2 separate regions of the Mus musculus genome follow, and region 1 is linked to region 2. The links are chromatin loops, found by intact Hi-C in ENCODE. Cell type or tissue: heart. All regions are shown on one strand.

Region 1 (2,500 bases), 280 kb after region 2:
TGTATATGAGTTAGTGTCTTAGAGTTTCCATTGCTGTGAAGAGACACCACGGCCAAGGCAACTCTTACAAAGGTGCTGGCTTAGAGGTTCAGAGGTTCAGTCCACTATCATCATGGTTGGAAGCATGGCAGTTGTCCAGGCAGGCATGGCTCTGGAGGAGCTGAGGGCTCTGTATCTTGATCTGACTACAGCCAGGAGAAAGGGTCTAAAAGCCCACCCTACAGTAACACACTTCCTCCAACAAGGCCACACCTCCTAATAGTGCCACTCCCTGGGCCAAGCATACTGAAGCTACCAGTTAGTACAATCCTGTCAAGGCTGACTCTAATTTAGGCATTAACCACAGTCAGCCAGGCACTTTAGTACAGATCTTTGCCTTCATCTCTAAGTGTGAGGAACAATTTTTATTATTATTTCTACAACAGGATCTCCTGGAACCAGAGGAACATATCGTTGTGAGCCATCACTTGGATGCTGGAAACCTAACGAAGGTCTTAACAAGAGAAGCAAATGCTGTCAACCACTAAGCCATCTCTGCAGTCCTGTCTTGCTTTGTGGAATGTCCTGTGTGTATACACACATATGTAATCCAAGTGATTATATTAGTGATTATGTTAGGGTTTTTCTATATATCTTTTGGTTTTTGATGCTGTAATTTCTTAATTTGAGTATATTTTTTTCAATGACTCTTTTTTTTCTTCTTCTGGTTTTTCAAGACAGGGTTTCTCTGTATAGCCCTAGCTGTCCTGGAACTCACTCTGTAGACCAGGCTGGCCTCGAACTCAGAAATCCGCCTGCCTCTGCCTCCCAAGTGCTGGGATTAAAGGCGTGTGCCATCACTGCCCGGCTCAAGTACTCTTTCCTACATCAAACACTGTGGCTACTCTACTAGTGGTTTCCTCCTCTTGACTGTCCATTCCAAGTCTTCTGACAGTTTTGTTCTAGGTAACCAGGCGGTTCACAGCCAGCAGATGGCACTGTAGCAGGAATGGACAGAATTCTTAGGTTTCTGAGTGCAGCACTTTCAGTCAGACTCTAGAAAAGCAGACCCAGCTGTCTATAATTGAAGGTCCCAGTTTACAAAGCAGAACCTAAAGCTTTGTTCCCTGCACGCCAGCCCACCATTAGACTGTCATCATCTAGTCAAAACATCTTCAGAGAAGCCAGGGTACATTTCTGAAGAGGTGAGGCCAGCATGACTTAAACTCTGCAGATAAAGGAAACTATCCTGGTAATTTAAGGAAAAGAAAGTCATTCTAACAAACAGGAAGCTGTCTGAATGCTTCTGACAACCGAAAGCTTTAGGATCGGAAGCATGTGGCTTTTGTTATAGTTTCTTATTCCGTTTACGAAAGTCAGAGGCAGCTTGGCTAGATTTCCGCAAGAAGCCACCTAACAAGGGCTGTCCCAGGAGTCCGAGCAACTACTGTGGTATCCCCCTCAGCACTCAAACTCTCGTCGGGTTTCAGATATTACAGCACATATTACTGCTGCAGAGCATAGAAGCAAAACAAACAAACAAAACAAAACAAAACAAACAAGCCGTGTCCCCAAGAACGGTCCAACTATCCTGACAGTGGTGACGTTTTCAGCTTGGTATGGTAAGATACAGTGACCCTGCTGTAGTATACACACGTGCGCCACCTTACGTGCAATTGCTTCGCATTATAGCCTGGTTCCCAAGTGTTTTCTCTTGGAACTGTACCTGATTTCACTACCAGTTGTCACCTAAATAAGTTGGAGGAAACGGGATGGCTTTCTTTTGTTTCTTGGTCATGAATCACTGGAACCCTAAGTTTTGTTCTCAAGTAGATACAACGGGGAACGACATGTTCTGGCACACTGAACATGTGTCACAGAGCAATCCCTACAGCCTTTATTTTTCAAACACACTGTCTGGGTCCAGTCGGTCTAATTAGACAGGAGCAAGCAGGCGGACTTCCGGTTGCCATGACCACAAAGGAAGCCTCGCCCAACACGCTCTCCTCCCACTACGTAGGGACGCAGACGCTACGCAGGCAGGGCGAGGCTTTGGCTCGACGATCAGCTAATTATGCCTGATTGAGTTCGGCGTTTCTCTCGCTCGGCTCTCGCGCTTGCGTACTACGGCTCGTTCCCCGTCACCACGGCCCGGATCGGGAAGTGTCAAGTGGGAGCCGGGTTCCCCCGCATTTGCAGCCGCCACAGCTGAACCCGGACCCCTCACCCCAGCCGGGCACTACCGCCATGACGAACGGTGAGAGCTGGGGGCCCGAGCGGAGGGTGGCGGTAGAGGACTGGGACCAAACGTGGCGGGCGGGGCTAGACTGACGTGGCCGTTCCCCCCGCCCCCTCCCAGCCCGGCCCCCCTGGACCTTGGGGAGCCCCTAACTCCTGTCTGGGATGCTCCTTGCAGTTTCTCTTTTCTCAAGCCCATCAAGGTACCCTAGTGCCACACCTGACTTTTCGTTATCACCCTTTACTCTCTTTTCTTTCCTAGAAGTTGGTTCTGGCCGCTGGG
Region 2 (2,500 bases):
AAAATAAGAAGCAGAAAGGAAGACTCATCAATCACCTCGATTGAACTTAGCATACCCAAAGGAACCCTGTGTGTAACTAATAGTTTGGGGTATAACCTCTGGCTCCATCTACCACCAGATAGATAGTCAACAAGGAAACTCTGTGTCAGAAAAGATCCCTCTTACCTGTTACTTAAATGTAATCTTGGTTGTCAGCAATTTACCGAAATGTGCTGTTTTAGTATCTCTGATTCTTCTCATACTATTGACAAGTATTGATGGAGAAATAAATAAACAAAATCTTTCAAACAAATGTTGACCGACAACATGGCTAAGATGGCTCTCCCCTTCTTTGGCCTGCTAATGTTTCTACTGGCTACCATAATTGGGCCCTGCATCCACCAAACAAGGCTAGAATCATTGCCACTTGACAACATTATTAAAGACAGTCCCCTATCAAGGATTTGAGAAGGACACAAAGGTCAAGGGGAGAATGAGAAACCTGCCTGACTCCATTTTTAAGGTAGGAGACATTTTGTTGTATTGTTAAACACAAAGTTTCGTTTATTGTAAGAGTTGAGTTTCTGTTTTTAAGTTTCTGTTTCTTGGAACCTGCCCTGCACCACCCTGTGACCATGACTTGTTTTTGAGAACACTTTGACCCTCCCTTATCACTAAGTACTTGGTTTTTGTCCTTTTGAAATTTTCCTATACTTCCCAACTGCCCTGTTGTCTTGCTTCTGTAACACTGTTTTGCAACTACTTGTTATTTTGCTCCTTAAAAGGGACTCTCAGCACTTCTCTCTCTAACCCCTAATTGGCCAGGTCTCTGGTGCTCCTGGATATAATAAAGCTTGCTTCAATTTTAGCTCTAAAATTATGGTAGTGGTCTTACTCCTGCCTTGTGGAATTAACAATTCTAGGAATCGTGCTCTATAACTTAAAATGTAAAATTCTTCATAGGAATAAGAGGGTCTCTCATTTCTTAGACTTTTCTGAAACTCTATCACAGTTCTGGGAACACTGGTGGTTACCTTACAGCTTAAATAATCAATGATCTTCAAAAATTATTAAAATGAAGTTGAGAGGGATAGACTTCCCATATGGCGGTTGAACAGGCTTCTGAACAGTATAGTTTGAATTGCTTTGCTGAATGAAACATTATTTTGTAAAGCATAAAGTCTCCGTATTGGGGATGGCAGGATGTGTCTTGACAACTTAGGTTCCATCCCAAGACCCACACTGTGGAAGATGAGGTCTTCTGACCTTCACCTGCGAGCCTTGGTATGCACACATGCATACATACACACAGATAAATGTAAAATAAAAAAGACCCGGTATGTATAAATTCATAATTGTATAAATTGTGTTAGTTCACATATTTGCTTTCTGATGCCAAATTGGACACTGAGATATGGGTTATAGTAGGCTTCCGCTAGGGGGCGCCAGACAGTGCACAGAAGTCTGACCACACTACGCAGCCGCAGTCCAGGCACAGGCGGGACACGCCCTAGTTGATGCGCGTGACGTCACCTGAGGGCGCGGCCCGCGGAGGGGGCGGAGCCTCCCCACCGCGAGGGGAAGGGCCCGCCCCCGAGCGCAGCTTTCAGGGCCAAAGTAGGTTGCGAGTGGGAGGCGGTGGCTGTAGCTCCACGGCTGGGGGAAGATGGCGCCGCCGGTATCGGAGCGGGGACTGAAGAGCGTCGTGTGGCGGAGTGAGTGCGGAGGGGTCAGGGATGAGGCCGGGAAGGGTCGGCTGTACGGGGGTCTTCTTTCCCGCTGCAGCTCTGCAGCCTCTCTGGGAGCTGCATGGGCACTTGTTGCTTTGGGACCAAGTCCCTGGCTTGACTCCTTCCGGCTTGCCCAGAGTCGGGTTTCGTGCCAGCACCAGGGATGGGCGGGGTGGCCAGACGCGGCCTTCTCCGCGGCTTTGGCCAACTCTCACCCCGGTGAGGTTCTTCCGCAAAGCCCCACCCTTGGGCGACCTGACTCGGGCCGACTTTCCCTCCCAAGTCCCTGTGCTGTCCCGGGACAGCTCTTCCCATTGCACCCCCCTCGCCACACCAGGCACGGACGTCTCTCCATCCGACACAGTCTGAGCTCTGTGTTACTACTCTGTCCCGCCCTCGTCCCCGTGTTTTCAGAAGCCGCTTGGTGTCCCATATTCATGTTAGCACCGAGGGTTTTTACTACCATCCTTTTCAGTGTCTTGTCCTTTAAAAAGTGCAGGCGTAGCTTTTCAAGAGCGCCTTCTGCCACTGTTCCAAGAGAATATGACTTGCTTTAAAAAAAAAAAAAAAGAGTTCTTGAGAAAGCAACAGCGGACTGTTAAAGTTTTATCTAGTATCCGGTCCCTGCATAGTCTGCTCCTTGTGTTACAATTGGTCTTCTTGTTGGTTCGACCAACTTTAATGACTTTTATTAAAATGACACCAAACCTAGGTCTGCCAGGTTAGAAGAGCAATGAAAGCAGCAAACCGGAAGGACCTTCCTTGTTTGGCATCTCTGGGTTCTAAGTAAT

Evidence for each region. A loop is a pair of places that touch in the nucleus more often than their neighbours do. Peaks named below come from ENCODE experiments on the same cell type or tissue, not always from the same donor. Only the 100,000 strongest peaks of a DNase experiment are listed, where the experiment ranks them.
Region 1: it touches region 2 in a loop (2.3-fold over the local background); 1 of 42 quality-filtered maps calls a loop at or near these places.

The regions. Positions count from the first base shown.
Region 1 is chr3:108,562,007-108,564,506 of GRCm38, reverse strand. Tmem167b (transmembrane protein 167B) reads left to right here and starts at 2,041. Exons shown (of 3, transcript NM_026198.2): 1 at 2,041-2,236. The coding sequence starts at 2,227. In heart, CTCF peaks have their summits at 971 (motif pointing right) and 2,234; DNase peaks (open chromatin) are centred at 956, 1,396 and 2,036; H3K4me3 peaks cover 1,636 bases; H3K27ac peaks cover 1,470 bases.
Region 2 is chr3:108,839,614-108,842,113 of GRCm38, reverse strand. Stxbp3 (syntaxin binding protein 3) reads left to right here and starts at 1,612. Exons shown (of 19, transcript NM_011504.1): 1 at 1,612-1,694. The coding sequence starts at 1,646. In heart, a CTCF peak has its summit at 1,417 (motif pointing right); a DNase peak (open chromatin) is centred at 1,533; H3K4me3 peaks cover 1,087 bases; H3K27ac peaks cover 968 bases.